Linked DNA regions of Homo sapiens: all the other regions are linked to region 3. A link is a contact called in ENCODE Hi-C or POLR2A ChIA-PET data. All regions are on one chromosome and are shown on one strand. Each heading gives the region's core, a stretch centred on a gene start or an enhancer-like site at or near the end of the contact. The rest is flanking DNA. Distances are from core to core; before and after follow the strand shown. Region 1 has its middle 34 kb from the start of SCAT1. Region 2 overlaps CYTH1 (cytohesin 1). Region 3 holds the start of SCAT1 (S-phase cancer associated transcript 1).

The links. Hi-C counts contacts between places; a loop is a spot of excess contacts on that map. ChIA-PET counts read pairs that join two places held with the same protein, here RNA polymerase II (POLR2A). Pooled maps may share reads with other maps.
Region 1: a loop to region 3 is called in a pooled map, with 4 times the contacts of the local background. The contact joins the enhancer-like site here to the promoter of SCAT1 in region 3. A Hi-C loop is called at or near these places in 6 of 50 pooled maps. POLR2A ChIA-PET finds 5 or more read pairs at or near these places in 7 of 52 experiments (B cell, CD4-positive, alpha-beta memory T cell, HepG2 and 4 more).
Region 2: a pooled map shows a loop between it and region 3 (2.1-fold over the local background). The contact joins the enhancer-like site here to the promoter of SCAT1 in region 3. A Hi-C loop is called at or near these places in 9 of 168 maps with a recorded cell type or tissue (CD14-positive monocyte, Caco-2, Caki2 and 6 more), 1 of 37 single-sample maps with no recorded cell type and 3 of 50 pooled maps. POLR2A ChIA-PET finds 5 or more read pairs at or near these places in 4 of 52 experiments (GM12878, OCI-LY7, Panc1 and 1 more).

The regions. Positions count from the first base shown.
Region 1 is chr17:78,664,581-78,667,615 of GRCh38, forward strand. No RefSeq gene overlaps it. Among named protein-coding and RNA genes, the nearest start is that of SCAT1, 34 kb to the left of the region's middle. RefSeq lists enhancers at 1,702-2,313, 2,314-2,924, 2,925-3,035. Within about 2 kb of position 1,476, at least 20 of the 41 ENCODE cell types and tissues checked have a DNase peak (open chromatin) inside an H3K27ac peak, as active enhancers do.
Region 2 is chr17:78,693,605-78,696,640 of GRCh38, forward strand. CYTH1 (cytohesin 1) reads right to left here. Exons shown (of 14, transcript NM_004762.6): 10 at 2,403-2,405. Among named protein-coding and RNA genes, the nearest start is that of SCAT1, 63 kb to the left of the region's middle. Within about 2 kb of position 1,746, at least 3 of the 41 ENCODE cell types and tissues checked have a DNase peak (open chromatin) inside an H3K27ac peak, as active enhancers do; they include GM12878, where a contact is called at or near this core.
Region 3 is chr17:78,630,654-78,633,918 of GRCh38, forward strand. It overlaps SCAT1 (S-phase cancer associated transcript 1), which reads right to left and starts at 1,404. Exons shown (of 5, transcript NR_110849.1): 1 at 1,337-1,404. RefSeq lists an enhancer at 1,238-1,739.

The DNA of each region.
Region 1 (3,035 bases), core at 226-2,725, 34 kb after region 3:
CCTGAGGCGGCCATCATCCACATACATGCACGCTTGTCTGCCTGTGGACGGTGTAAAGCCCCTCGAACCCTCCCACGGGCCGTCCTTATCTCTGTACCCACGGGGCTGGTGTGCACTAGAGCAGTGTTCCACCAATAAATGAGAAGGCGCTTTGAAGAATGAGCAGGCGCTCACCTGGCTGGGAGAGGGGTGGGCGAGACCCATGGCTGGGAATGAGCAGGGCTAAGGCAGCAGCATTCCAGGTCCCCTCAGTCCCATGGCTGGAGCAGGGCTGTCGGGGGAGGCTGCAGGAGATGGAATGGGGAGGCCAAAAGGGACTCCAGCCTGGGAGGTGCAGTCTCCCCCTCTAAGGAGTTTGGGGCTACCCCATTGTCAGGAAGGTGTTTTGAGGGGTTTCCAGGAGGTGGCTGGTGGGACACAATCACATTATCTGAGCCCTGAAAAGACCAGGCAACACCATGGGAAACTGGCTGGAGGGAAACCAGTGTGGAGCCTACTGTGGTCCCGGGGCGGGAGACCAGATCCTCTCTGGGTGTTCGTGGCTGTCCGTGGTGTCCAAGGCACCAGGGACAAGGCTACGCAAGGGGCACCTCTAGCTCATGGCGGATAGTTCCGACGCTGCAGCCGTCAGACGTGTTAAATCACACAGGGCATGAACCGGGAAACATGAAATCCACCCTCAGCTTCAATTGCTCCAATAATTATTTGTTAGCTCAGAAGTTCAAGACATTTGGAACAGGTCCAACAATGATGTCAACTTAGTTCCCATCTCTGAATCTGTGGTGGAGAAACCTGGACACTGGAAACAGGGTGGGTTTGGGGATCCGGCTGACCTGGGGCCCAATTCTGACTTCCCTGTTTCTGCGAGCCCCTGGATACGTACGTTTCTAAATGTCTCTGAACCTCGGTTTTCCTGTCTTTATCATTCGTGCATTCATTCATGACATTGTCATTTATTCAACAAATACGTACTGAGCACCTACTATCTATCAGGCACCGTTCCAAGTACAGGGAATATAGGTGTGAAAAAAAGCTCCTGCCCTCACTGATTTTACATCCTGGGACAGGGAGACAGAGGAATAAGTCATGAGGTGCCACTGGGCAGGGAAGGGGCTGGGGAGAGCTGCGGGCGGCTGTGATCGTGGTAGCAATGAGCCCTAGCAGCACTGCTTTCATCTCGGGGCTGCTATGAGGACTGAGTTAGAGAATGGGTGTTAGAAGAGGGCTGGCACCTGCCGGGGCCCAGCATCTCATCCTGCACCAGCCTGGTGGGAAGGCTTGATTCCCTTCAAGTATCAACAGCCATGGAAGCTAAATCTCGACCAGACCTCGCAAGGAGATTTAAAAGGAGAAAAGAAAAAAGGCATCATTCTGAATAATTATTCCTCAAAGCCGTCCCTGTGGCGTGCTGATAACCTATCGGGTCACATGTGGCAGTTTACTTTAAAGGCAAAGGGGTTTCCAAATGAACCTGCCCGGGCGGGGAAGCTCTTGTGGTTCCTGGCGGCATCCTGTCCCTCAGTAGAGAATCTTATCACGACTTCCTCAGGCTGTTGACATTCTGATTAGTGTGCAGTCCACAGACATCAAAAAGGACAAGGATGGATTCTGAAACCAGGAAGTTTTACTGACTGTCTTGCTCACAGACATTTTAGCCTGTATGTTGTCATCTGCAGTCAGTGACTGTAACCTCTGTATTGTACCGTCCAGTGAAAAGGACAGCTCCAATGTGAGGAGTCCCCCTCTACACTCTCCTCTAAAAGGCTTCCAGCTTGGAGCAGGCCCCAGGACACGCCCACCTTTGTTGGCATGTCTGCCGGGGTTCATCCTCACTTCCGGTTTCCAGTAAACCAGATCACAGTATTTCTGCCTCAGCTACTCTCTGCCTATGGGGTAACCCTGCTCTGCCAGAGCAGTCAAAAAAGAAAAAACATTGGGAAAAAAAAAAGGAAGAATATTATTTCTGCCTCAACAGTCTTGATTTCGGTCAGCAGGAGGCTGCGGTGGGATAGCTGGGAGCACATTTGGGGTGGTGTCAAGTGTCACCATGGAGGGGAGGTTGAGCTTGATCCTCTAGATGTGACACTGGCCGCTGGTCTGGGAGTGAGGGTGGAGAGACAGGCTGGTGCCTTGATTAGCGCCAGCAGCTCGCTGCTGCACTCAGGCCGGAGCTGCCAGAGACAGCCCTCAAGGACTCATTGTTGGTTGAGCAACGCAGAGAGTATGTGTGGCCCCAGGGCAGCCGGGCCCCAGGGCCAGGTTACTTAGGGGTGTATGTCTGCTGCCTGAACCCTGAAGGCCAGGTGGTTAGCCCAGGCCATGTTGCCCAGCTGTATTCATTCCTTTTCACTCTGCTGGTAAAAACATACCTGAGGCTGGGCATTTACAAAAGAAAGAGGTTTAATTGGACTCACAGTTCCACGTGGCTGGAGAGGCCTCACCTTCATGGCAGAAGGCAAGGAGGAGCAAGTCACACCTTACGTGGATGGCGGCAGGCAAAGAGAGAGCTTGCGCAGGGAAACTCCCATTTTTTAAAACCATCAGATCTGGTGAGACCCATTCATTATCATGAGAATAGCACGGGGAAGACCCGTCCCCACACTTCAGTCATTTCCCACCGGGTCCCTTCCACAACACGTGGGAATTATGGGAGCTACAAGATGCGTTTGGGTGTGGACACAGAGCACAGCCAAGAGCAGGTGTCCCTGAGAACCCAAACATCCTGGGGAGGCCCCGAGCACTGGGGCTCCCTGCCCCACCCAGGGCAGGACGTGAGCAGGACCTTTTGACATGGAGGCAGAGAAACACTTCCCAAGAACCTCAGAGGGTGGGCTTGGGAGGGGTGGCCAAAGCTCCTCCCCCCAGGCCACCGCTTCATGCGTGGAGTTTGTATCCTGCAGCTTTGCCAAATCCACTTATTACCTCCCCGTTTTTTTGTGTGTGTGTAGAATCTTTAGGGTTTTACATATATATATGTGTGTGTGGGGGGTGTGTGTGTGGGGGTGTGTGTGTGTATATATGTGTGTGTGTGTGTG
Region 2 (3,036 bases), core at 496-2,995, 63 kb after region 3:
AGGGAGACTCCCTCTCAAAAAAAAAGAAAAAAAAAAGAAAAAAAAAAAAGTTGGGGTTGGGGCCGTGAAGTTATGCTGAGACAGACATGAAGGAAGGAAAAATTTCCCCAAGCCTATCTGAATGAAGCTACACCTGCTGTCAAATCGGGACCACAGGCTTTCTCTTCCTCCACCTCTCTCCCATCAAGGGAACATTTTCTGAACATGAACCACTCAAAACTTATCCCTAAGGCCTTGACCTGTGAAGCTATGCATGGCATTCTAGAAACACTTCTTGTGCCTGCTCTTTTGCTAAGACTTAACCTACAGACAATACCGCTTCTCCAATCTTCCTAAATAGCAAGGATCATGGGGCATAAATCTCATACCTCCGATCATGCTTTCTCTCTTGCCCTCATCACAAATAGCTGAGCAAAGAGGAGAATGGTTTTACAGGGATTATTCTAACTGCCAGGACCTGCCTGCATGCTCACACCAGAGAAACCTAAGGGGAGTATGCAAATAATGTTATGAAAAGAAAATGTCCAGCGTAGGTCCTGGCAGACAAGTAAAAGGACCACTGGACTTTCAGGCCAGTTTTTAGCACCCTGCTTGGATGCTGAACCCTAGGCGGGCTTACGTGACTGATCATTAATTGCCAAGATTCCAAATGACACAGATCTAGGTTATGCGAGGGAATTTGCTGTAAGCAAGCACGTGCCCTCCACCTGCCCATCCTGTGCTATATCAAGCAAATTGAGACTCTCCCTCCAGTAACTTCTAAGTTTCATGTGAGCCCTTGCCACTGGTCCCTAAAGGTTAGATGGCATGAATTAAGAGAAAACCATAAATGGATACTATGACATGCATGTGGAAAACAGGAAAGCCCGGGCAGAATTAAATAAGGAGGATAAAGAAGGCAAGGACTATATTCAGGATTGAAGCCAATTTGTTCTTAAAAAGGAACCCCCTCCACCAATTCAGAGTCTGAGAACTTTGGTCTTCCAGCCTGGCGGGCCATTGGTTGCCCACGGAGGCTCGGCACAAAGGGAACATCAACCCATGCTGACCTCCCATGCGCTCCATCACAGGACACTACCCGGGGAACCCTTCGGACATAGGAGATCATGGAAAAAGCGAGTCAGATGCTAAAAGAAACAAGATGGAAAGAAATCAAGGAGAAAAAGCAAAGCCAGAAGAAATTCTCTGCCTGATTACAAAAGCTTGGTTATTATGCCTGGACAATTTGTTGCATTACAGAGACCTCTACCATAAAGCATCACTGTGGGCCCACGGGGAACATTTCCACGTGGAAAGAAAAGCAGACATGAAACAAGCAGACAGATCAATGTGCGCCTAGGACAGTCCCTGTGGAACTCACAGGACCACCTCCCACTGCACGGCTCCTCAGGCCTCCTGTGACCTCCCCGAGACATCAAGGCCGGATGCCATCTTCCCCTACAGTTGAGAACAACCTGACAAGTCCCTGAAGCATCTCAGTAACTGTGCGTGTTTGGGGTTGTTCTTTTTAAGTGTAGCTACTGCTCAGGGAATGCTTAGGCACAAACCTGAGGGGTCTTGGGCTAAGAAAATATGTTTCCCCAAAAAAACCAGCAAATGGAGAGGAGACACCAAAACCATAACCAGGAGACCGATTCGGGGCTTTAACGAGGACTCGCTGAAAAAGCGAGGGAGCAAAACAAAACATAACAACAGAGCCGAGGCTGTTAATACCCTTCTCTGATCCCCAGGAAACTAAACACGAGGACTTCAGGGAGGGTTTTTTGGTTTGGACTTGTTTTTTTCACCTTCACTCGGTATCATTTTGAGTTTAGGAAATACCATTTCCCCTTTTCGTGCAAAGGCAAATGTCTTAAGTATCATCTAATTTAGTTCTTTCCCTAGTTTGCTTTTCCATCATGGTAAATCAGAAGCTTTCCATAGCTTTGGGAAGTCAAGACTTTGTTCTCTCTGGAGTAAGTCTCAGCTTGAAAAAAGAAGAAAAAAGAAAGACTTCCTTCTCTTCTTTCTCCTCTTCCCCACGTCAGAGATTAACTTTCAATCAGGCTGATTAATGGACGTCAAATTGAATATCAAACATAGCGCATGTCTTAGCCAATAATTCCAAGTGAAAATGTCATGGAAACTTCCTCTGCTTTTACAAACCCACTCTTAGTATGTTTTCTTGCATTACTGCATTCAGTAATGAATATAACATATACTCCTCCAAAAAAGAAAAACGAAAATTGCTCCAAACCCCTGATCCTGACCAGTTCCCTAGGGACTGTACAATAAGTTAGAAGCAGCATTAACACTACCACCGGCAATTAAAAAACAAAATAACCAAAAATAACGAAATCAGAAAATGCTGCAGTAATGACAGTGGCCTAGCAGAGCGAGCGAGCAGGCTGAGGGTTACATACCTCCTGGAGTTTGGGGCAAGGAAAAGGAGAGCCAAAATCATGGAAACATACAAATGAGGGAGAAAAGAAAATTAAAACAAAGAAATTAAACCCGATTCCTTAATCTTAAAGTGCAATGTATCAGTCACATTCATGCCTGCCTGGGGAGAGAGCTGAACTAAAAACACTCAACGGGCAAATGATCCCACTACTGTCTGGCACGTGAACGAGGGGCTCTTACATGCCACGTTCCACCTCATCAAGGCAAGATTTGAGGCACTACTGGAAACCTGGCCCCAAAGATGCCACAAATCGGCTTTTACAAAGCCAATGTTTACTAGTATATCCAGAATCAGAGCAAAGAAAGCTAAGGTTATTTCAGGGAAAATTAAATGTCTTTCTTGAGATGGCTGTCACTTTTTAAAGTGTGTGTAAGAATGCACACACATATACCCATGAGTACACATGTACTGATGTGTATACACAAGAATACACATTCTTATGGCTATATGCATACACAGACATATACACACAGCTACAGACGGCTGGAAGCCCTGCCTTCTGCAGCACATAAACACAAAGAGTGATACTAAGTGTGCTACAATGAAAACACAATATTCAGAGTCTAGAAGGATTTGATGGAGGTTTAGAAAAA
Region 3 (3,265 bases), core at 154-2,653:
TGTGATGTTGTTTGATGCCACCCAGTTTGTGTTCCTCTATTACAGCAGCCCCGGAGACTAGTAAGTGGGTCCCTGGCAGAGGAAGGGGACAGAGCGTCGAATTCTCCTCCCCGCAGGGAGCCACCTGGGCTCCGAGAAACCCTTGCACCGGCCAGAGGCCATGACACTAATGCTGGAATGTTCTCTGTGAGCGATGAAGCTTTCAACCAGACTCCGCTAGAGAAAAATACCCGACAGAACTGTTTACCCGATTAAATGAAATTAAATTCAGTTTTCTTGTTGCCAAGCAGAAATGAGGCCCTGTCATAGGAATGTCTGAGCAGTTATAAAAATAGGAGTTCATGTTTGCACATAGCTGGTTGAAAACAGAAAATTCACACCTGCTCTAAGAGATAAACAATGCACAGCTGAGCGTTGAACTCACACAAACGAGCCACCATGCACTGCAGAACAGAAACAGAAGAAGACTTAAGAAAAAAGCCAAGATAAATGATCACAGCCAGGCACGGTGGCTCATGCCTGTAATCCCAGCACTTTGGGAGGTTGAAGCAGGCAGATCATTTGAGGTCAGGAGTTCAAGACCAGCCTGACCAACATGGTGAAATCCCATCTCTACAAACAAACAAAGAAACAAACAAAGAAACAAACAAAAAATTAGCTGGGTGTGGTGGCAGGTGCCTGTAATCTCAGCTACTCAGGAGGCTGAGGCAGGAGAATCACTTGAACCTGGGAGGCAGAGGTTGCAGTGAGTGGAGATCACACCACTGGACTCCAGCCTGGGTGACAGAGTGAGACTCCATCTCAAAAAAAAAAAAAAAAAAGATCCTTCCTCCCCAATTCCAACACCCCCCAGGAAAACTCAGTCTACAATTGAATATAAAGCAAAGAACTGGCTGTTTGAAAAGTTCATCAAAACGTGCAAATGTCTGGCAAGATAAATAAAGAAAAACCACAAACATAAACCACGCCAGCCTGGGCAAAAGAGTGAGAAGAGAAGAGGGGAGAAGAGGGGAGAAGAGGGGAGGGGAGAAGAGGAGAGAAGAGGGGAGGGGAGGGGAGAAGAGGAGAGAAGAGGGGAGGGGAGGGGAGAAGAGGGGAAGGGAGAAGAGAGGGGAGGGGAGGGGAGAACGGGAGGGGAGGGGAGGGGAGAAGAGGGGAGAAGAGGGGAGGGGAGGAAAGAAAGAGAGAGAAAAGGAGTGAGGGAGGGAGGGAAGGAAGGAAGGAAACCAAAGGCCAGAGGAGAGCCTGGAGGGGGTCCTGCTCACAGCCTCAGAAGGGATCAACCCTGCAGACACCTGGATATCAGACTTTGGCCTCCAGAACTGTAAGATGGTACCTTTCTGTTGTTAAAGCCAGGGGTCCTCAACCCCTGGGGCCACAGACAGTGCCCTGTCTGGGCCACACAACAGGAAGTGAGCAAACGAAGCTTCATCTGTATTTGCAGCCACTCCTCATCACTCATGTTACCGCAGAACTCCGCCTCCTGTCAGATCAGTGGTGGCATTTGATTCTCAGAGGAGCACGAACGGTATTGTAAACTGCGCATGCGAGGGATCTAGGTTGTGGGCTTTTTTTTTTTTTTTTTTTTTTTTTTTTTGAGACACAGTCTCGCTCTGTCGCCCAGGCTGGAGTGCAGTGGCGCAATCTCGGCTCACTGCAAGCCCCGCCTCCCGGGTTCACGCCATTCTCCTGCCTCAGCCTCCTGAGTAGCTGGGACTACAGGTGCCCACCACCATGCCTGGCTAATTTTTTTGTATTTTTAGTAGAGACAGGGTTTCACCGTGTTAGCCAGGATGGTCTCGATCTCCTGACCTCGTGATCTGCCCTCCTGGGCCTCCGAAAGTGCTGGGATTACAGGCGTGAGCCTCCGAGCCCAGCCCCTGAGCCACCGCGCCCAGCGGTTGTGGACTTCTTATGAGAATCTAATGCCTGATGACCTGTCACCATCTCCATCACCCCCAGATGGGTCTGTCTAGTTGCAGGAAAACAAGCTCAGGGCTCCCACTGATTCTTCATGATAGCGCAGTTGTATAAGGATTTCATTATATATTACAATGTAATGATAATAAAGTACACAATCAATGTAATGTGCTTGAATCATCCTGAAACCATCCCCCACCCCTGCCCCCATCCATGGAAAAAATTTTCTTCCACAAAACTCATCCCTGGTGCCAAAAAGGTTGGGGACTGCTGGTTTGAGCCAAAAACAAAAATCAAAAAAACAAAAACAGGCTGGGCACGGTGGGCGGCTCACACCTGTAATGCCAGCACTTGGGGAGGCCAAGGCGGGCAGGTCACTTGAGCCCAGGAGTTTGAGACCACCCTGGGCAACATGGCAAAGCCCCGTCTCTACTAAAAATACAAAAATTAGCAGGGCGTGGTGGCAGGCACCTGTAATCTCAGCTACTTGGGAGGCTGAGGCACGAGAATCACTTGAACCCAGGAAACGGAGGTTGCAGTGAGCTGAGATCACGCCACTGCACTCCAGCCTGAGCGACAGAGAGAGACTGTCTCAAAAACAAAAACAAACTTCTCCCCCTCTCCCTTCCCCCCAGAGGTCGCCAGGCCAACACCATTTTACCGATTCTGACAAACCTTCCATGAATATATAATTTCCATGTTATTTAAATTACTACAGAACCCCTGAAGAGATTATTTTATCTTTTTTTTTATAGAGATGGGGTCTCACTATATTGCCCAGGCCAGTCTCAAACTCCTGGCCTCTGGCAATTCTCCCGCCTCGGCCTCCCAAAGTGCTGGGATTACAGGCAAGAGGTTATTTTTATAAAGTGAAGGTTTTCCTAGGTTATTTTATAAAAGTGAAGGCTTTGCTAGCAAAGACTGACCAAAGTAGTCAAGGAAAATGAGAGATCAATGTCTCACGGGAAATGAGAGATTCAAGAACCCAAATCAACCATCAGCAAGTGGGCAGTAACTGTCCCTATTAAAAATGATCCTTAGGAGGCTGGGTGCGGTGGCTCACACCTGTAATCCCAGCATTTTGGGAGGCCAAGGTGGGAAGATTGCTTGAGCCCAGGAATTTGAGACCAGCCTGGGCAACATGGTGAAACCCTCTCTCTAAAAAAATAAAAGTGATCCCGGCCAGGTATGGTGGCTCACACCTGTAATCCCAGCACTTTGGGAGGCTGAGGCAGGTGGATCATGAGGTCAGGAGATCGAGACCATCCTGGCTAACACAGTGAAACCCCATCTCTACTAAAAATACAAAAAAATTAGCTGGGCATGGTGGCGGTGCCTGTAATCC